Linked DNA regions of Homo sapiens: region 1 is linked to region 2. Evidence: chromatin loops called from intact Hi-C (ENCODE). Cell type or tissue: Panc1. All regions are shown on one strand. Each heading gives the region's core, and the rest is flanking DNA. Links, peaks and the distances in the headings are about the cores only. Region 1 has its middle 76 kb from the start of HSD17B6. Region 2 holds the start of HSD17B6 (hydroxysteroid 17-beta dehydrogenase 6).

Evidence for each region. A loop is a pair of places that touch in the nucleus more often than their neighbours do. Peaks named below come from ENCODE experiments on the same cell type or tissue, not always from the same donor. Only the 100,000 strongest peaks of a DNase experiment are listed, where the experiment ranks them.
Region 1: a loop joins it to region 2, with 2.3 times the contacts of the local background. A loop is called at or near these places in 7 of 110 quality-filtered maps.

What each region holds. Positions count from the first base shown.
Region 1 is chr12:56,833,648-56,844,986 of GRCh38, reverse strand. No RefSeq gene overlaps it. Among named protein-coding and RNA genes, the nearest start is that of HSD17B6, 76 kb to the right of the region's middle. In Panc1, for the core only: CTCF peaks have their summits at 4,717 and 4,916 (motif pointing left); a DNase peak (open chromatin) is centred at 4,916; H3K27me3 peaks cover 144 bases.
Region 2 is chr12:56,756,892-56,768,230 of GRCh38, reverse strand. It overlaps HSD17B6 (hydroxysteroid 17-beta dehydrogenase 6), which reads right to left and starts at 4,907. Exons shown (of 5, transcript NM_003725.4): 1 at 4,817-4,907. In Panc1, for the core only: CTCF peaks have their summits at 4,745 and 4,946 (motif pointing left); a DNase peak (open chromatin) is centred at 4,936.

The DNA.
Region 1 (11,339 bases), core at 3,735-6,234, 77 kb before region 2:
TTAAAGTAGTTTTTTCCAATTCTATGAAGAAAGTCAGTGGTAGCTTGATGGGGATAGCATTGAATCTATAAATTATCTTGGGCAGTATGGCCATTTTCATGATATTGATTCTTCAGATAGGGTAGACATTTTCAACCACATGTATAGAAATAAGGAATTCAGTCTTCATAGAAAAATAAGATCAATATAGAAGACCAAGAACTTCTGGTTCAGAACTCAGACCTACATAAAGAAGTGTTGTGCAGGAAGGCTTACATGGAAAAAGCAAAAAAATAAAATAAAATAAAATTGAAAATACATAAAGAAGAGAAGAGCATCAGAAAAGGAATAAGTGAAAGTAAAATAAATAATTTTATTCTTAATTGATGTAACAGTTTGTTCAAAATAATAATAGCAGCAATGTATTTGATTTTACATACACACATACACACACATATATTATACTCCCATACCTGTGGGTTCCCCGTTAGTGGATTCAACCAACTGTGGATCAAAAATATTCACACACAAAAAAGAAGGCCAGGCACAGTGGCTCACACCTTTAATCTCAAGTGCTTTGGGAGGCCAGTGTACACGGGAGGATCACTTGACGCTAGGAGTTCAAGACCACCCTGAGCAACATAGCAAGTCCCAGTCTCTACAAAATAAAAAGTTAGCTAGGTGTGGTGGTGCACCCCTGTAGTCCCAGCTACTTGAAAAGCTGAGGTGGGAGGATCATTTAAGCTCAGGAGTCTGAGACTAAAGTAAGCCATGATCATGCCACTGCACTCCAGCCTGGATGACAGAGCAAGACCTTGACTGAAAAAATTGTTTTTCAAAAAAAATTAAAAATAACAATGCAACAATAAAAATAATACAGATTTTAAAACAGTACAGTATAATAATTTACAGGAGGTTAAAATACAGGAGGATGTACATAGGCTATATGCAAAAACTATGCCAATTTGTATAAGGGATTTGAGCATCTGCAGATTTTGGTATTGGCCAGGGGGTCCTGGAAACAATCTCCTGTGGTTACTGAGGGATGATTGTGTGTGTGGGGGGGTGTGCATGTGTGTGTGTCTACATAAATATACACACATATGTACAGAACATATATGTATAAGTGAAATGAATGACAGCAATGATTCAGAGGGGACAGGAGAGAGGAATTAGAATTATTTTGTTATTATTTTGTTATTTTGTTACTCACACTACCCATGAAGTGGTATAGTGTTATTTGAAAGTGGACTTGGATTAATTGTAAATATACATTGCAAACTCTAGGGCAACCACTAAACTAAAAAATTTTAAGGCTGGGCACGGTGGCTTCATGCCTGTAATCCCAACACTTTGGGAGGCCGAGGCGAGCGGATCACGAGATCAGGAGATCAAGACCATCCTGGCTAACACAGCAAAACCCCGTCTCTACTAAAAATACAAAAAATTAGCCGGGTATGGTGGCAGGCGCCTGTAGTCCCAGCTACTAAGGAGGTTGAGGCAGGAGAATGGCATGAACCGGGGAGGCAGAGCTTGCATTGAGCTGAGATTGCGCCACTGCACTCCAGCCTGGGCGACAGAGCAAGACACCGTCTCAAAAAAAAAAAAAAGTTTAGAAAGAAGTACAACTGATATGCTTAAAAAGTAGAAAAAAAATAGAGTCATATAAAATGCTCAATTAAAACCACAAAAGACAGAAAAAACAATAGAAGACAAAAATAGGAAAAAAGAACAAGAGCAACAAATAGAAAACAGCAAAAAATATGATAGATACTAATTCAATTATGTCAATAATCCCTTTGAATGTCAATAGTCTAAATAGACCAATTAATTAACAGGGTTTGTCTGAGGAAATAGAAAAACAGGACCCAACCAGTAGTCTGTCTACAAGAAACCCACTTTTTATATAAAAACATATATAGATTAAAAGTAAATTGGGCCAAGCGTGGTGGCTCACACCTGTAATCCCAACACTTTGGGAGGCCGAGGTGGGCAGATTCCCTGAGGTCAGGAGTTTGAGACCAGCCTGGCCAACATGGCGAAACCCCATCTCTACCAAAAATATAAAAAATTAGCCGGGTGTGTTGGCATGTGACTGTAATCCCAGCTACTCGAGAGGCTGAAGCAGGAGAATTGCTTGAACCTGGGAGGTGGAGGTTGCAGTGAGTAGAGATCGTGCCACTGCACACCAGTCTGGGCAACAGAGCAAAACTCCATCTCCAAAAAAAAAGAAAAAAATTAGCCAGGGATGCTGGTGCCTGCCTGTAGTCCCAGCTACTCAGGAGGCTGAGGCATGAGAATTGCTTCAACCCAGGAGGCAGAGGCTGCAGTGAGCTGAAATTGTGCCACTGCACTCCAGCCTGGGTGACAGCGTGAGACTCTTGTCTCAAAAAAAAAAAAGAAAAAAGAGAGAAAGAAAAGAAAAAGAAAGAAAGTAAGAAAAAAAAATATCAACAGAGTAAACAGACAACCTACAGAATGGGAGAAAAGTTTTGCAAACTATGCGTCTGGCAAAGATCTAATATCTAGCACCTATAAGAAACTTAAACCAATTTACAAGGGAAAAAAAACATTAAAAAGTGGACAAAGGACATGAAAAGACACTTTTCAAAAGAAGACATAACATGTGGCCAAAAAGCATATGGAAAAAAAAGCTCGACATCACTGATCATTAGAGAAATGCAAATCAAAACCACAATGAGATACCATTTCACACCAGTCTGAATGGCTGGTATTAAAAAGTCGAAAAATAACAGATGCTGGGAAGGTTGTAGAGAAAAACACCTATACACTGTTGGGAGTGTAAATTAGTTCAACCGTTACAGAAAACAGTGTGGCAATTCCTTAAAGACCTAAAGACAGAACTACCATTCAACCCAGAAATCCCATTACTGGGTATATACCCAAAGGAATGTAAGTTACTCTATCATAAAGACACATACATGCATATGTTCATTCCAGCACTATTCACAATAGCAAAGAGATGGAATCAACCTAAATGCCCATCAATGATAGACTGGATAAAGAATGTGGTACATAAACACAATGGAATACTATGTAGCCATTCAAAAGAATGAAATCACGTCCTTTGCAGGGACATGGATGGAATTGGAGGTCATTATCCTTAGCAGACTAATGCAGGAACAGAAAACCAAATACTACATGTTCTCATTTATAAGTGGAAGCTAAATGATGAGAACACATGGATATATAGAGGGGAACAATGAACACTGGGGTCTATCAGAGGGTTGAGGGTGGGGATAGGGAGAGGATCAAGAAAAATAACTAATGGGTACTAGCCTTAATACCTGGGTGATGAAATAATCTACACAACAAACCCCATGATACACGTTTACCTATGTAACAATCCTTCACGTGTACCCCGATCTTAAAATAAATGTTAAAAAAAGAAACCTTTCTTCTTTTCTAATATAGGCATTTAGTGTTATAAATTTCTCTCTAAGCACAGCTTAGCCCCACTCCACAAACTTTAATGTACCACATTTTCATTTTCACTCAGTTGAAATATATTCTAATTTTTCTTTGTATTTCTTTTTTAATCCATGCATGTATCATTTAGCCAAATATTTTGTAATTTTCCAACTACTGGGAGATTTTTTGGATACTTTTCTGTTATTTATTCCTAATTTAATTCCATTGTGGTCAGAGAACATACTTTTTAAGGTTTAGAAGATTTTCTTTCTTTCCCAAGGTGAAGGAGAGACCCCTGCCATGGGACTCTCCCTGATAGCCCTCGTGGGCCTGTACTACCTTCTGCGCTGGTAGTGGGAGAGACAGGTGGTGAGCCTCCCTTGAGATAACTGCTTCATCATGGGCTGTGACTCGGGCTTCGGGAATCTGCTGGCAAGACAGCTGGATACGCAAAGCTTGAGGGTGCTGGCTATGTGTCTGATGGAGAAGGAGGCAGAGCAGCTGAGGGGCCAGACTTCAGACAGGCTGGAGACGGTGACCCTGGACATCACCAAGACAGAGAATATCGCTGCAGCCACCCAGGGAGTGAAGGATGCATGGGGGACAGAGTACAGTGCAGGGGATGGATGGCGGGGGCAGTGGGGGAGTCTGTCCTTCAGACAAATTGCTTTGTCCTCAATGTCTCTGGTTAGCCAGATAATGTTCCAGGTACAAAATATTAGGGGTTAGCTTAGGCATATACTGGGGATGTGTTTTCATTGCTGACAGATACATTATGAATGATGACTGTTCTTAGGACTGACAAATACAAGCATTTTTATGAGAACAGTGAATGAATGCTTGGAATCAAGATTGCTCTGAAATATTCAGGTTGTGTGGTACGTGTATATATCTGGGTAGAAGGAGGGAATGAATGAAAGATAGGGAGGTATAGATAATAAAGGTATAGAAACTGGTATAGAAAGCAAACTGCAAGAACAGTGGCCCTCAAAAATCCAGGGCATGAAAATGCTAACTTAGTAAATAAGAGGTGCTTATTCTTTTTCACTCTTATTTGGAGAAACTTACTTCACAAAAGGATTCTTAGCTGCATCCTTTAAAGCAGGAGGTAATTACACTGTCTACATTTTATTTTGCCTTACTGAGGGTGGATCACTTGTGTAAATCAGTGTTTTCCAAGCTTACTTAATCATAAGATGAGAAAGACCTGATTAATCGAGGGGGATTCTTAATAAGTTTTATTATTCAAAAAGTACCCCTAGCTGAGTCTTAGTATGAGGCAATCAAATCACATCTATATTCTGATCACTAAGGCATGGTCTGTGTTTTTCTAGGTGTTGTTTTCCTACCATCAGTTGTAAGCTAGAGTTTTTGAAGCAGCCCAGGGAATTGGCAGAAACTTTGTGAGCCTAACCAAAGACTGTAAGACAAGAGCCAAATTTCAATGATTGCTGGAGAAACTCCAAAGCAGGCCATTTGGGGCCCTCTGGTGGCTGGGGGGTACACCGAGCAGGACAGCAGGACCAGCTGCAGCTGAGTTCCAACATGCCATTTTACACATTCCCTTGACTTATCATGGCAGATCTTGACTCTCATCCTTGCATCAATGTGGCACAGGCCTCAGGGCCAGCTGGCATCCTACACAAGTCCTCTGAGGGGTGAGGGACAGAAAACCCCACAGGGAGAGGCTGAAGCCAAAAGGTCTCCTAATCAGCCTGAGGCACCAGGAATAAACTTAAGGTCCAACAAAGTCAGGTCTTTTGTCCTATTGCCATGAGGAAGACTGCATACCAGGGGACTCATGGGTTGTCTGATCAAAGGAAAAGAGAATTATTATAGGATATGGAGATGAAGCAATTTCTTGATAGACTCCAAGCAAAGCAGGGCTCTGTGAAAAGAGATCAACTCCAGGTCTGGATTACAAAATGGTCCCAAGGTCTTGTTTCATTAGAAAGCACAGTTTAGATGTGAAATGTTTCCAGCAACCCCTATCTAAAGTTCTGCACCTGGGTTATATAATGAGGCTGCTTCTGTGTCAAAGTGACTCAGGCAAGGGTGGGATATTCATTTTTATGATATAATTTTTTTAGACATGAGGTTTTGCTTTATTCCCCAAACTGGTCTCAAACTTCTTGCCTCAAGCCATCCTCCCACCTTGGCCTCCCAAAGTGCTGGGATTATAGATGTGAGTCACCATACCTGGCCTCTTACAATAGAATTTTAAACACTGAAGTGTTTGATAGTCTTTGCTTTTACAGAACAAGATTTCTCAGTGAGTAAAAAGTCTATAGTCACTCAAAGAAAGAGGTCGTTAAGACACTTTACAGTTGCAGCATGTCCTTCAAAAAACCCTTTGGCCAGCCAGAAAGATACTTTCTCTGTTCAAATTAATATTTACTTTCTCAAGGATCAGGGCAGGGCATTGAGAGGGGTGAGTGCAGGAGAGGGAGGTTGGTGAGCAGCACAAGGACTTGCCTTCTTTAGAATTCAATCTGTAGTTATCTTGCATTTCCCTCCTGCACATATCCCTTCTGCTCCAAATTTTGAAAGGAAATAGGGAATTAATATTCTCTCCCTGACCCTGGAGTCCTCCCGTCCCCGGGGCCTTGGGTCCAGGCATGACCAAAGGAAGTGAATATTTTAGCCCTGGGACTATTTCTGTTTGAGGAAAGTAAAATGTCTTCCTTTTGAGATTTGAGCAAGCAAAGCCTTCTTACAGCTCTTGACAGCAGCATAGATTTGTGGTTAAAACTCACAAGGAAACCGCTTAATCTGTTTTTCTTAGGTTTCTGATTTACTTGGCAACAAACTAAGGCCAAAAAAAGGCCGGGAAAATGGAATCCCTTCTGTCTTTGCTCCCGCCTGGCTAGCTTTCTACCCACGTGGATTACCCCCCTGGCATGCTCAAACAGCTGAAGATTCTAATGCCTCATAAATAAAACTGTGTGATAGTTTTTAATAAACAAAAACAAAATCTTTTTAAAATGTGGCTATCACTAGTTCACTGAAAATTACTTGGCTACCATTAATTTGTTTTAACATAATTACTTATCACTTTTCATCTTGCAGGATCAGGAATTTGTTTCAGGTAATGATAACTAATCTATAATTTATTTTTAAATGCCATAATGTTTAGGAACAAATTTAATCAACTAATGAGGTTGATATATTCTAATTACACTCAAATCAGTGTTTTTTATTTTGCTATTGTCCTTATAATCTGGAGAAAATAATGTTTGAGAACCAAAAGAAATTTTGTGGATCCTTGAAAATTTCCTAGACACAGAGCCTACAGTAAAGTGGCCATGCTAGAAATGCTTCTTTATTTCTCTCCTCTTCCTCTCCCTTTTATAGGAATAAAACTCAGACGAAAAAGGACCTCTGCTATCTCAGATATAAATCTGACTAACTGACTAAAGATTGAAGAGTTTCACAAAGTCATAACCCTCCTTGTTTTCAGAAATAATCCCATTACACCTTGAGGACCTAAATCCCAACTTGCTGGTACTGGCAGCTTCCTAGGTTCACCTTGCCCAACTTTTTCCTCCTCTCTGAACCTAACCCTCTTTTTAAAGGCAATTCCCTCCTTGAACACCTCCATGATGATTCTGTTACAGTAGGTAGCTAGTCAGAGGTGAGCAGGGCAGGAGAGGGCCACTCTCAGCCCCCACCACCAGGAATGTCAGGCAATAATCAGGTGATGGTCAGGCAGTTGTTGCATTGTCTCTAAAAAATAATTGGTCACAGCCAGCACCAGCGAAAGCAACCTCCCAATAGATAGAAACACCCAAACCTAGTAATTAGCAGCTTCCCAATAAGATCTCAGGATTAGGCAAGTAGGCTCAAGAATGCACCCTAAGAGGCAAAATGGCAGACAACCTTCCTCTAGGAACACTGGACTGGTAAGGGAAAAACACCTCATATGAGCGTGCCTACAACTCCAGCAAACACGCTGCACATGTGGCCTCTCCCAAGTGCTAGCAGTCCACTGTGTATGCAGAGAGCCCATCCCAAGGGAAGAATCAGGAGAGAAGGACAGCAAGATCCCAGAGGTATGCCAACATATAAAACCCCAGTCAAACCATGTGCTTGATCTCTCAGGTCGATGATTGGCCCTCTTCCAAGCGTACTTTACTTCCTTTCATTCGTGCTCTAAAGCTTTGTAATAAACTTTCACTCCTGCTCTAAGACTTGCCTCAGTCTCTCCCTCTGCCTTATGCCCCTCAGTCAAATTCTTTCCTCTGAGGAGGCAAGAATTGAGGTTGCTGCAGACCCATATGGATTCACTGCCAGTAACATAAGTTGTTGCCGTGACTCAGATATGCTCTGCTGCTAACATACTTTGGTGCCACGTGACTCATGTCATTTCCTGGTGGTAAGACACCTCTATGCCTCTCCTTCTTTGGCTTGAAGCATTCAATCCCCGTACGTGGTTTCCTTTTTCCCTTTTGCTCTCCTGCTTACTAACAAACCCCCAGAATGATTCCTCTCAGCCACAAGTGGCTCTGCTCCCCCTAGTTGATCTCTCAGCTCACCTGATGGGTGGCTCATGGGGTGGGAAGGACCTTGGGGTCCACATTGAGTAGAAGGAGAACCTAATGGTCCTCCAGGACAGGAGGTGCACAAGAGTGGTAGGGCTAAAGCTAAAACCATGCAATGTCTGGGGTCTTCTCTGCTTTTTCAACTAAAATCACCTCTTTCCCAAGAACCCACACTGCCTTTTCTGTTTTCTCCATGTGTATTCTGAAATGGCCTTGTGCACCCACTGGATTGTACTCCCTGGGGGCAAGTCTGCCTCTTTACTTTCAATTCACATGCCATCTGACTTCTTAAACACACAATCCCTGTTATTTGTGCACCCACAGCTCTTGCTGCATCTGCATGGCCACAAAGACACGGGCTCCCTTGAGGATATCCCCTGAGATTTATACTTGTTTTCACCCTACCAGCTTGGATGACCTCAAACTGTTCTCCGTCTGCTGGCACATTGCCAGGACAGACACTAACTGGAACCCCAGGTCTGCCAGCTCCTTATGACTTAACACATGCTTTTCATTCCTGTTATGCCCCAGGGCCAAGTTTTCCTGTGGCTCTTGAAGCAGTTTGTCTGTACGGGACCTCACTCTGTGGTCTTTTAAGGATCCCATGTACTTGCTTTTTTTGACTTTGCACCCTTTTGGGAGGAGGGGAAATTCTTTCTTTGCCATTTGTGATTTCTTACTCCAAGTCCCAAGTCCTCTGGAGGTTACTACTTTATGTCAAGAGGGCAAATAAATGTTGCCCTCAGGAATTCAAGGGCCGCTGTTTTTACAAACATATGAAGGCTTTCCATGAGTATTCTTCTCACTTCCTCCCACTTCCTCCTGTAGCCTCCATTTCTCTAATTAGTTCCATGCCCTTCTCAATATGCATCAAGACCTCCAAGGTCATATTAGAAGGGAGGGAAGTCCAGCCCCCTTGAAGCAGTTAGCTAAAAAAAAAATATGGGAAATAGGAATCTGAGAAAAGAGGTTATCATTTTGTTGCTAGAATGCTCCAAATGAGAGTCACTATAAGGTCATAGAGATAAGGCTATAGGACAGCCTAAGGCTGCAGGTACAACAGACCCATAGGACAAAGATGAAGGTTCGTCCCAGGCTAACAGATTACCATTAGAACAGAGATGCAGGCAAGTTTAGGGGTACATAGTAAGACTGGTTCATTTCAGAACCCCAAGGATTAACCGGGGGCCCACTGTTCACTCCAGTGTCTCCTCTGTTCTCAAGTGGGTAATTGTGATGAGACGGGACCAAGGTTAAGGGTACACACTGAGACCAGTTCATTCCAGAACCCTAAGGGTTAATGGGGGTTGCCCTATTCAGGATAGAAGGAAAGTAAAAGGGTATGCCTTCTTTTTCCTTTTTTCCTTTTTTGTTCTTCTCTGTTTTCTCTTTGCAGATGGGTAATCGCATCATCATACCACAGGACACGTCCCTCGGATGCATCCCCAAAAACTGGGAAAAGTTTGATTCCCCCAAACCTAAAAAAAAACAAAAAACAAAAAACAAAAACTCATTTTCCTTTATAATACTGTTTGGCCTAAAAATGAACTGACAGAAAATTACAAAAGTCAGCCTTAGAACCCAGTGCCCTTATGCAGGAAATCCGCAAATTAACCTCCTCAGTCTTTCATAACTGACTGCAGAATAAGGAGGACAGGGCTAAGAAAAAGAAAAAAAAAACAGGGACAAGGGGCAGGCTCAGCTGTTGGCTGATTTACAAGCTCTCCAGTCCCCTCCAGATTGCCCTCAGAATACCCTCCCAGGTAACTGCCATTGGTGTGGGGAGCCAAGGCATCAGAAGGCAAACTTCCCCAATGGGATAAATGGGAAAAAAGCCCCTCTAGGCTTGTTCCCTCTGCCACAAGCTCAGCCACTGGAATGGGACTACACTGAGGGCTGAAGAGCCCCTGGGACAAGATCCCAACCTTTGATGGCCTTGAGCTGAAAGGGCTCTCCACTCTGGCTGGCTTCCGAATCAGACATCGTCATCAACAGAATAAAGCCAAGGGCAACTCTGGAGACAGCAAGTAAAATTATAAATTTCCCTTTTGGGTTCAAGACTTGCCTACTCTGTCCTAATCTCCTCTGAGCAGCTCTCCTCCAAATCCAGTCAGGTAATGGGGGCAAATGGCACCTCCTCCCTCCAAAAGAAAAGATTCACACCCCTTTGGGCAAAAATATACTTTCCAAGATGGGTGCTTACTTAGTATTTACCCAACCTTTGAATTCATCTTTCCCTCTAGCCCAAGCTTGTACAACCCATAGCCCATAGGCCACATACAGCCAGGACAGCTTTGAATGTGGCCTAACACAAATTTGTAAACTTTTAAAAAACATTATATTTTTGCTTTTTTTTTTTTTTAGCTCATCAGCTATCATTAGTGTTAGTGTATTTTATGTGTGGCCCAAGACAATTCTTCCAGTGTGGCCCAGGGAAACCAAAAGATTGGACACCCCTGTTGTAGCCCTATTTCTCCTGGGAAAGCTACCTAAATCTTTAATCAAAAACTTCATCCTACACAGTCCTGCCTCAGGGGTTTAGACATAGCCCACACTAAATCGGACAAGCCTAAGCAAAAATCTAACTGAGCAGTCTCTTGAGGGGGGATAACTTCTACTGTACGTAGATAACCTCTTATCTGCTCCCCCTTCACAGGACCCACACAGCAACATACAGTACAAATCTTAACTTTCTAACAGAGGGAAAATGATTTGTTTTATTAAAAGATAAAGTAAAGAGGTATTTTTTGTAAGGAAGGTTATAAAGAGGTTGTGTATGAAAAAGGATCTGGTATGGTAAATTATTGTCCTAAAGTAAAATAACTGGTTGTTTAAACAGAGGGATGCTTAGGACAAGTCAGAAAGACCAGGGATGTCATAATTAGTCTGTGTGAGTCATGAAAAAGATTCTTGAAAGGGAATTTATGAAAGAAATGTTATACAATTTTAAAAGTTATTAGGCCCTCTACATGCTTCATAAACCACTGTTATTACTCTTAACTGTGCAACTTGCCTGCTCTAAAAGTAGGTAAAGCCTGGGGACATGCAGAGTTAGCCACGCCCCCCAGCTATGCTGGAAAGAATCCGACTGTATCTGCACTTCTGTCTGGTGTCCTGGGTGCCACATATAATTAAAATCGCACCAGGTTTTTCACCAAAAGTAAAAGTTACTAAGAGTTAACAGTGAAACATGTACTTGAGACTACTGGAAAAACAGCTTTTCATGCAAGGAGTATAAGGAAAATAGAATGTGTTTTTGGTAAAAGATTATGAGAAGGCATGGGAATGTGGATTTTTTTTTTTTTTTTGCCTAAGTTTAGAGGGTTAAAGGATTGTTTTAAGTTAGGATAAAGCTGAAGGTTTAAGCAAGTTTTGGAAGGTTTATGA
Region 2 (11,339 bases), core at 3,509-6,008:
CCTCACTGCAATATTTAGCACATTCTTTTTTCTTATGATTTTATCTGATTCTTAGATCCTAACCTGGCCTTCAGTGAAGAAGAAGAAGATTGCTTTCAGATCGTGCCATGCTCTCATTGGATTCTGTCTGTGACTCCCTGTCACCCACAGGATAAAGTCAGAACTCCTCAGCTTGACACACGATAATAATAGTGAACAGTTATAGAGAACTTTCCTTGCCAGGCACTGTGTGAAACCATATATATATATACACAATATACACACACACACACACATGGTTTCACACATATATATGTGTGTGTGTGTATATTGTATACGTGTGTGTATACATTGTATATATATGTGTATATACGTGTATATATACACGTATACACACACATATATTTTTATATATACACATATATACACACATATATATTATATATACACACATATATATTATATATACATAATATACACAATATATACACATATATATACGTATATATAATACATATATATTATATATGTGTGTATATATGTGTATATATAATATACCCTCTATTGTGTATATATAATATATACACTATATATATAATATATATAATATATTAATATAATATATATGTTATATATTAATATATGTATGTGTATATATATAATATATATACACAATAGAGGGTATATGCAATTATTTTGTTTTTGTTTTTTTTTTGTTTTCGTTTTGTTTTGTTTTGAGAGGGAGTCTCGCTCTGTCCCCGGGCTGGAGTGCAGTAGCGCGATCTCGGCTCACTGCAAGCTCTGCCTCCCAGGTTCACGCCATTCTCCTGCCTCAGCCTCCCGAGTAGCTGGGACTACAGGCGCCTGCCACCACGCCCGGCTAATTTTTTTTTTTTATTTTTTAGTGGAGACAGAGTTTCACCGTGTTAGGCAGGATGGTCTCGATCTCCTGACCTCGTGATCCTCCCACCTCAGCCTCCCAAAGTGCTGGGATTACAGGCGTGAGCCACCGCGCCTGGCAGTGTATGCAATTATTATGCCCACTTTTCACATGAGGAAACTGAAGCACAGATTAAGGCAAGAATTAAGTGACTTTTCCAAGGTGAAACAGAGTGAATAGTAGAGACAGGATCAACTCCAGAGTGTTCACCTGCAGAAGCCTTGCATCTAACCACTGCACTACACTGCCTTTCCCTTTCAAGACCAGCCTGGGCAACATGACTAAGCCCTATCTCTACTAAAAATACAAAAATTAGCTGATTTTTCATGGTCAGGCCATGGCCTACGTTTGCCCCTTGGCTCCTGTCTCTCACAGCCAGAAGCCATAGTTTAATCCTTCTGACTACCCAATTTGAAGCACACGCTTCTCCGTTCACTTCTGAGATGCTCTACTCCCGTTCTCCTACAGCAGTCACAGACAGCGTCCCTTCCCCTTCACCCCTCCCAGCTCCTCCTCTCCCTTCTCTACCCTAAATGCAAGGACTCCTCAATGCCTCTTGATTGGCCTATCACAGAAGCTTTCTCACTAACCCCACAGTGTCACTCTCACTTCCCCTCTCATCCACATAGGGCTGTCTGGTTAATTTCCCTAAAGCGCAGCTCTGCCGATGTCACTCCCTGAATAGCATTCAACCTACTGAAAATCTAAATCTAAAACCTTAGTTGTACAAGGCCCTCCATGATTGGATCTTGACCTTTTCTCCCCCTCCTCTTTCTCACACTGCCTATGTTCCATCAAAACCAAAGAGCTTTAAAATGAAGGAAGTATGATTTGCTGAGCCTTGGAGGACAGATGGTATTTGACATGCAGAGATTGGGAACCAGGGCATTTCAGGCAAAGGGAATAGTGAGAGCAAAGACCTGGAACATGGCAAGTACAGAGCACTAATAAATGGAGATACCAACAAGACTACTCTGGATGATTCCGACTACCTTTTGTCACACGCGTCCCAGTGAAGAGATCACCAAACAGGCTTTGTGTGAGCAACAAGGCTGTTTATTTCACCTGGGTGCAGGCGGGCTGAGTCCGAAAAGAGAGTCAGCAAAGGGAGATGGGGTGGGGTCATTTTATAGGATTTGGGTGGGTAGCGGAAAATTACATTTAAAGGGGGTTTTTCTCTTGCAGGCAGGGGTGGGGGTCATAAGGTGCTCAGTGGGGGAGCTTCTGAGCCAGGAGAAGGAATTTCACGAAGTTAATCACTCAGTTAATGTGGGGCAGGAACAAATCACAGTGGTGGAATGTCATCAGTTGAGGCTATTTTCACTTCTTTTGTGGATCTTCAGTTGCTTCAGGCCATCTGGATGTATACATGCAGGTCACAGGGGATGTGATGGCTTAGCTTGGGCTCAGAGGCCTGACACCTTTCCTTTTCTTTCTTTCCAAGAACCTCTCTGCATGAGCTTTCCTGCCCCAACCCTGATTTTGTGGATAGTATAGAATCATGAGGCTGGGCACAGTGGCTCACACTTGTAATCCCAATACTTTAGAAGGCTGAGGTAGGCGAATTCCTTGAGGAGTTCGAGACCAGCCTGAGCAACATGGCAAAATCCCATCTCTACAAAAAATACAAAAACTAGGCAGGCATGGTGGGGAGTGCCTGTAGTCCCAGCTACTCTGGAGGCTGACACGGTGGGGGGAGGGGGTGGGAATCACTTTAGCCTGGGAGGTCGAGGTTGCAGTGAGCCATGATTGCACTACCGCACTCTATCCTGGGCAACAGAGCAACACCCTGTTTGGAAAAATTAATAAATAGATAATAAGAAAAAAAAGGATTGGTTTTTTGTGTGTGTGTTTTTGTTTTTGTTGTTGTTTGTTTTGAGACGGAATCTTGCTCTGTCGCCAGGCTGGAGTGCAGTGGCGTGATCTCAGCTCACTGCAACCTCTGCCTCCCAGGTTCCAGCGATCCTCCGGCCTTAGCCTCCTGAGTAGCTGGGACTACAGGCATGCAACACCATGCCCGGCTAATTTTTGTATTTTTTAGTAAAGACAAGGTTTTACCATATTGCCCAGGCTGGTCTCAAACTCCTGACCTCGTGATCCGCCTGCCTCAGCCTCCCAAAGTGCTGGGATTACAGGCGTGAGCCACCGCACCCAGCCTAAAAAAAAATTTTCTTAAATAGAATCATGAGGCCAGGCATGGTGGCTCATGCTTTTAATCCCAGAACTTTGGGATGCGAGGCAGGCAGATCACTTGAGGCCAGGAGTTCAAGACCAGCCTGGCCAACATAGCGAAACCTCGTCTCTACTAAAAATACAAAAATTAGTCAGGTGTGATGGCGGGCGCCTGGAATCCCAGCTACTCAGGAGGCTGAGGCAGGAGAATAGCTTGAACCTGGGAGGCAGAGGCCGCAATGAGCTGAGATCATGCCACTGCACTCCAGCCTGGAAGACAGAGTGAGACTCTCTCTCAAAAGAAAAAAATAAAAAATAGAATCATGAGCATAGACTCTGAGGCCAGATGGCCTGGGTTCAAAATCAGGCTTCGAGATTTACTTGTTCTGCAGCCTTGAGTAAGTGAACTGGCCTCTGTTCCTGTGTGCTCGTGTTCAAAATGGGAAAAAGAAACCTCAGTGATTTATTGAGAGGGTTAAATAAGTTAATGCATGTAAAGCAATACATAATTGTTAGATATTAGTATTATTTTGGGTAGTTGTTGTCTTATTATTGCCATATTGCCTTTCTCCCTGAGCCCTGTCTCTTCCCCTGAGCTTTCATAGAAGGAAACTGTGCCATGGGAATGTGCATTATCTGGTGCATTACACCACCACTTTTCTACAGTATGCATAACTCCACATATTGCAACATCCTTAATCATTTCTATCAGCTCTTTATCACTATTTTGGGCCATGCTCGTGCACCTTAACTTCCTTCTGTCTCAAGCGAGGACCTCTCTCTCTGCAATATAATACATGGCAAAGTAAGAAGTAGCCTTTATTCCCTTCTTTGGTTAAAATCTTCAGACATGGGTTTGTCTATAAACTCCAGTCAGCTTAGTCACTGATCCTAAGAGCAAGTCTGTAAACAGCACATGGCTCCCTGAACTGATCCACCATGACATTCTTTTCTTCCCACTTGGGCATACAGGCTAAGTATTCCTCAAGTCAATAATTGTTTTTTCTTTTCTTTTTGATTTTCTTTTTTTTTTCTTTTTTTCTTTCTTCTTTTTTTTTTTTTTTTTTTTTTGAGACACGGTCTCACTCTGTCATGTAGGCTGGAGTGCAGTGGTGCAATCACAGCTCACTGTAGCCTCGACCTCCTGGGCTCAGGTGATCCTCCCACCTCAGCCTCCCAAGTGGCTGGGACCACAGGTGTGCACCACCACACCTAGCTAATTTTTTGTATTTTTTGTAGAGACAGGGTTTCATCATGTTGCCCAGGCTGGTCCCAAACTCCTGAGTTCAAGGGATCCTCACTCCTCAACCTCTCAGAGTTCTGGGATCTTGGCCCAATCACAGAAGGCCCCTTTCCGCTTACCCAAAGTTTCACAAACTTACCCAACAGCTATCAGCATTAACCATTAAAGAGCTTGTTTCCCCCACTGCCGAGAATCCCGTTTTCAGAGGATACCCAGAGTCCCTATTTGTAAGTATGAAATCACTCCCAACTTGTAACCAGTACTCTCCCAAACTTCATGGGAGTAAAGATCAAAAAAGCAGAGCAAGCAATCGTGACAAAATTTCTTTCACGAATCAAAGTTGAAGGATCTTTTAAGATGATAAAAAATCATAATCAAAACCTGTCTCCAAACAGACCATATCCCATATCCCCTACACACACACACACACACACACACACACACACACACACACACACAACCACCCTTACCCACCTACATACCGGACTTGCTTAGGAAGAGTCCAGTCCTAGAGACTTGAAAGGACTTCTTTGCAGACCAGGCAGCAGTCGGCTTCCTCCTGCCCCAACTGCTGCCCACTCCAACCTCTGCATTGCTCTTATAACACCTCCCTCTTGTGGTAAGAGTCCAGGCTGCTTCACTCCCTCATAGGGTTCTCACCAGTGTCATCCTTGATCAGCTGCAGAATCAGATCTGTTACTACCAAAATGAAAAACAGAAAGAAAGAAAAGAGCTGCCCTGACCAGAGAGTCTTGTATGCTCCTCAGCCCCCATCCTCTAATTTTTTTTTTTTTTTTTTGAGACAGAGTCTCGCTCTGTCACCCAGGCTGGAGTGCAGTGGCATGATCTCGGCTCACTGCAACCTCCACCTCCCGGGTTCAAGCAATTCTCCTGCCTCAGCCTCTGGAGTAGCTGGGGTTACAGGCGCCTGTAAAAATTTTTGTATTTTTAGTAGAGATGGGGTTTTACCAAGTTGGCCAGGCTGGTCTCGAGCTCCTGGCCTCAAGTGATCCACCTGCCTTGACTTCCCAAAGTGCTGGGATTACACATGAGCTGACGCACCCAGCCCTCTATTTAATTACTGAGACAGGGTTTCCCTCTGTCACTCAGGCTGGAGTGCAGTAGCACAATCTGGGCTCACTGCAGCCTCGACCTCCCAGGCTCAAGTGATCCTCCCACCTCAGCCTCCAGAGTAGCTGGGACTAAAGGTGCACGCCACCATGCCCAACTAATTTTGAGTTTTTTTGTTTGTTTGTTTGTTTGTTTGTTTTTTGTAGAGATGGGGTTTCACCAGCTTGCCCACACTGGTCTCGAACTCCTGGGCTCAAACGATCTGCCTGCCTCAGCTTCCTAAAGTTCTAGGATTACAGGCGTGTACCACCGTGCCTGGTCCCATCCTCTAATTTAAACTGGAATATTACAATGCAAATCCCCTGCTGGAATGGGGTCAGAGGGCAGGTTGATTTTAGCAAAGCCCACTTCTTAAGACTGCCAACCTGAGATCAGCTGCTGCAAGCTGGGGCTGGCTCAGTCACCTTTCTGAAAGAACTGCAGCTGTTTCATAGCTTGAGCCCTGGACCTAGGGTTGTGTGTGTGTGTGTGTGTGTGTGTGTGTGTGTGTGTATATATATATATATATATTTTTTTTTTAAGTAACAGCTTTATTGAGGCATAATTCACATATCATACCATTCACTCTTTTGAAGTGTACGATTCAATGGGTTTTAGTATATTCACAAGGTTGTGCAACAATCATCACTATCTAGTTTCAGAATACTTTTATTATCCCAAAAGAACCCCATACTCCTTAGCAGTCACCTCCCATTCTTTCCTCCCACACCCCACTCCTGGCAACCAGTAATCTACTTTCCATGTTTGTGGATTTGCCTATTCTGGACACTTCATATAAATGGAATCACACAATATGTGACCTTTGTGACTGGCTTCTTCTGTTTAGCATAATGTTTTCAAGGTTCATCTATTTATCAGTACTTCATTTTAATGTCTGAATCATATTCCATTGTGTGGCTATTCCACGTTTTGTTTATGCATCCATCAACTGATAAACATTTGGGTTGTTTCTGCTTTTTTGTGTTATTATGAATAATGCTGAAACGAATATTTACATACAGATTTTTTGTGTGGACATGGGCCTTCAATTCTCTTGGATATATGTACCCTAAGAGTGAAATTGCTGGGTCAAATGATAACTCTATTTTTAACATTTTGAGGAATTCCCAAACTGTTTTCCAAAGAGGCTGCACCATTTTACAATCTCACCAGCTTCATATGAGGGTTCCAAATTCTCCACATGCTCACCAACACTTATTATCTTTTTTTTTTTTTTTTTTTTTTTGAGAGGGAGTCTCACTCTGTCACCCAGGCTGGAGGACAGTGGTGCAATCTCACCTTACTGCAACCTCTTCCTCCTGGGTTCAAGTGATTCTCCTGCCTCAGCCTCCTGAGTAGCTGGGATTACAGGTGCATGCCACCACACCCAGCTAATTTTTGTATTTTTAGTAGAGACGAGTTTTCGCCATGTTGACCAGGCTGGTCTCAAACTCCTGACCTCAAGTGATCCACTCACCTCGGCCTCCCAAAGTGCTGGGATTACAGGCATGAGCCACCGTGCCTGGCCATATTATCTTTTTTATTTTAGCCATCCTAGTTGGTATGGATTGATATCTCACTGTGGTTTTGATTTGCATTTCCCTAATGATTAATGATGTTGAGCATCCTTTCATGTGCTTATTGGCTATTTGTTTGTCTTCTCTGGTGAAATGCCTATTCAAATCTTTTGCTCATTTTTTGTCTTATATTAAATGTGACGAGTCACAGTACGACCCCGTAGTAAAATCGTACTTAGGGAGAATCACAACAGTACCTCAAACTCAACACATTCAAAACTAAAATGATGATGATTCACTGCAATCTGGTCCTCCTCATTTTCATGTTATTTCCTATCTGCATATGTATTCAACAAATTTAATAAGTGCTTAATAGATGCCAGGCAACTCCCTTCCATCCAGTTGCCCAAGTCTGAAACCTGGGAATCATCCTAGACCCCTTCCTCATCCCCCATGTCCAATCAATATTAATTCTACCTCCTTAAAGTCATTATGTCCATCCCATCCCTTCCATCTCCACTTTACTGCCTTAGCTCAGGCCATCAGTATTTCTCACCTGGTTTCCGGCAACAGTCTGCTAGGATTGCTCCACCTCTGGTTTCTCTCTACCCTCCTATTTGCCCTCTACAGGGCTCCAGAGTTTATTTATAAAACACAACTCTGAGGCCGGGGGCGGTGGCTCACACCTGTAATCCCAGCACTTTGGAAGGCCGAGGTGGGAAGATCACTTGAGCCTAGGAGTTCGAGACCAGCTTGGCCAATATTGCAAAACCCCGTCTCTACACAAAATACAAAAATTAGCCGGGTGTGGTGGCACATGCCCATAATCCCAGCTACTCGGGAGGCCGAGGTGGGAGGATCACCTGAGCCTGGGAAGGTTGAAGCTGCAGTGAGCCATGATCATGCCACTGCACTCCAGCTTGGATGACAGAGACCCTGTCTCATAAATAAACAAACAAACAAACAAAACACAACTCTGATTATGTTTCTACTCTGCTTAAAACCCTTCAATGAGCCAGGAATGGTAGCTCACATCTGTAATCCCAGCACTTTGGGAGGCCAAGGCAGGTGAATCAGTTGAGGTCAGGAGTTCGAGACCAGCCTGGCCAACATGGCAAAACCCCACCTCTACTACCAATACAAAAAAATTAGCTGGGAATGGTGGCACATAACTGTAATTCCAGCTACTAGGGAGGCTGATGCATGAGAATCGCTTGAACCCAAGGGTCATCGCTTGAGCTGAGATGGCGTCACTGCACTCCAGCCTGGGTGACAGAGTGACACTCTGAAAAAAAAAAAAAAAACCCTTCCATGGCTTCCCATTGTCTTCACACAAATCCAAATTCCTATGAAGGAACAAGGCTTAATGTTGTGCTTTAATGTGAATCTGCCAATCCTTTATTTCAAGCAGTCTGCAAGGAGAAAGCTAGAGCCAAAACATGTATAGCCTTATGGCTAACAAGAGAACCTACACAATATTTATATTGGCAGATTGCTTATCTAAAGTCTGGTAGGTTAATTTACAGTTTAGGTTTTAAATACTCAGTTTCCTATACCAAACGCACCAAATAGATTAAAGAGCAATTGCAACGTCCCAGAACACGTTTTATTGGCTTTGTGATCATCACGTGCTCTGTTAGAGGGAACATTCCTGTGAGATCAATCCAAAACTCTGGCATTTAAACAAATATGATGGAACTCTCTGCTACTTTTCAGTAGTTTATGATAACAAGAGACAGAGCTTATCATATTTAAACTGAGATGTGACTTTGGCCCCATTCTCCTTTTGTTTATTATGCTCCTGTGTCAATAGAACATATTTGAAACTGTCCTTATGAACCTTTGAAAATTAATCAGGAAAGCAGGGAGAGAAAGAAATGAAAACAAACCAAGCTTGCAACACATTCAGCATTAATCATTAGGTCAGCCGGCTCTCTGACCTGCTTTCTCATCGTTGTTTAGGCATATTGTCCTAGAATCACATAGATCAGACAGTATAGTTCCCCTTAACTGCTCTATTATAGATAACAACTTGAACATTATAAAATGTTGTTTCCATTTGAGATATCCTTTCAGGTCCTGCACACCAGTGAAACTAATGAGGTCAGCTGATCTGAAGGACCCCATCGACATCAGCAGTTCTGAAGGATCATACAAGGAGCTGACTCACTGAATGCAGTTTCCACATCCTGACGACTTCATCCCTTTGACCCCAACCACTCAATGACCCCAATTTTCCAGTCCCTCATTCTCCACAATCCCCTTAAAAACCCCAGCCCAGAACTCCTCAGGGAGATGGACTTGAAGATCTCCTCTCATCTCCTTGCTCAGCCGCCCTGCAATCATTAAACTCTTTCTCTGCTGCAAACCCTACTGTCTCAGTGTATTGGTATGTTGCTGTGCAGTGGGCATACAAACCTGTTGGTCCTGTAACATATTTTCTAATCTTCTCTTCTTTATTTTATTAACAAGGAAAATAACTAACATAGGAGTACTCCAAGTTTTCAAGCAACTTACTTACTTCAACAGGATTTTAACTCCCAAGGCTTCTTGTCAAATATTAATAGGATCAATAGTTTATTTTCATTTTAACCAAATAAAGTAGATGATGAATAATTTTTACTTCCACACTCCTTAACTTGGCAGGCAATGCTCTGACCATGGCTTACCTCTTAGCCCCATCTCTCACTATACCCTCCCTTGAAGTCTGGGCTCTGTCCATATGAAACTATTGGCAGCTTCCCAAAAGTGCCATTTATACTTTTGTGCCTGTGTTCCCTGTACTAATCTTATCCATGTCTTAAGAACATGGCAAAACAAATAGACAGTTGGGTTAAAAATGCACCTATAATACTTCATTACGCTTTTTTGGGGCGGGGGGACAGGGTCTTGCTCTATCACCAGGCTGGAGTACAGTGGCATAATCACAGCTCACTGCAGCCTCAACCTCCTGGGCTCAAGCAATCCACCTCAGCCTCCCTGGGACTACAGGCATGAGCAACCATGCCACACTAATTATTGTATTTTTTGTAGAGATGGGGTTTCGCCATGTTGGCCAGGCTGGTCTCAAACTTCTGAGCTCAAGTGATCCACCTGCCTCTGCCTATCAAAATGCTAGGATTACAGACATGAGCCACCATGCCCAGCTCATTCATTACACTTTTTTATTTGTGTCTATTGCCCCTAGTATGATATAGCTTTCTCAGAAGCAGAAATAATGTCATTAATTATTTTCCCCACAGTTCATCTCAGTGCCCAACACATATGTTCATTAACTATTTGTGGAATAAATGAATGAATTCATGAATGACTGAATCAACCATACCTTTACAGAATAGATCATCCTTTCAGATGCTAAAAACACCCAGAATAACAATAGGACTTAAACTAGACAGGCAATCAATGAGGCAAGTGTCGAAGTCTGCAAACAACATGGGGCAAGAAACTTGAGGCTGATAGATATACCACAAAAAAAGACTAAAAACGATGGTAGAGCCAGGTAGCATAAGGACTGAAGGAAAAAAGGGGTTTGCACCTATGTGTATGAAATCACAAAGGGAAACAAACTGAATGGTGATACTGCCTCCCAGTGGCATTTGAGATAAAGGCCTCTATGCCAGAGCACTTTTTTTTTTTTTTTTTTTTTTTTTGAAATGGAGTCTCACTCTGTCGCCAGTCTGCAGTACAGTGGCGCCATCTCAGCTCACTGCAACCTCCGACTCCCTGGTTCAAGCGATTCTCCTGCCTCAGCCTCCCGAGTAGCTGGGACTACAGGCACATGCCACCACGCCCGGCTAGTAATTTTTTTGTATTTTTAGTAGAGATGGGGTTTCACTATGCTGGCCAGGCTTGTTTCAAACTCCTGACCTCATTATCTGCCTGTCTCGGCCTCCCAAAGTGCTGGGATTACAGGCATGAGCCACCTGGCCTGGCCCGTTCCTCTGAATATACTTAATATACCCGAGGTGGGCTGATTGCTTGAGCCCAGAAGTTCGAGACCAGCCTGGACAACACGGTGAGATCCCATCTCTACAAAAAATAAAAATAACAATAAATTTAAAATTTAACCCTTTTCCCATTTGCCCCAAGAATACTTGCTGGCAGCACTTGTAGCTGCAGCATTTATCCAGAGATAACTTTGCCGTGAAATATCTTGCTTTTATTATTTTCATATTGCTCTAGTATTACTGACTTTGGAAACAAAAGACATCATTCTATTAACAGCATTCTGTTTTCAGTAGTGGTACTTCCACTTACAAAATACAGTAATTCTGATCATTAAAACTGTCAAATCCTAGAAAATGCTGAATTCCTATGTATGATGTTAACATCATTCTTTGATTAATCCACAATTCTAATTATTCCAATGACTTTAATG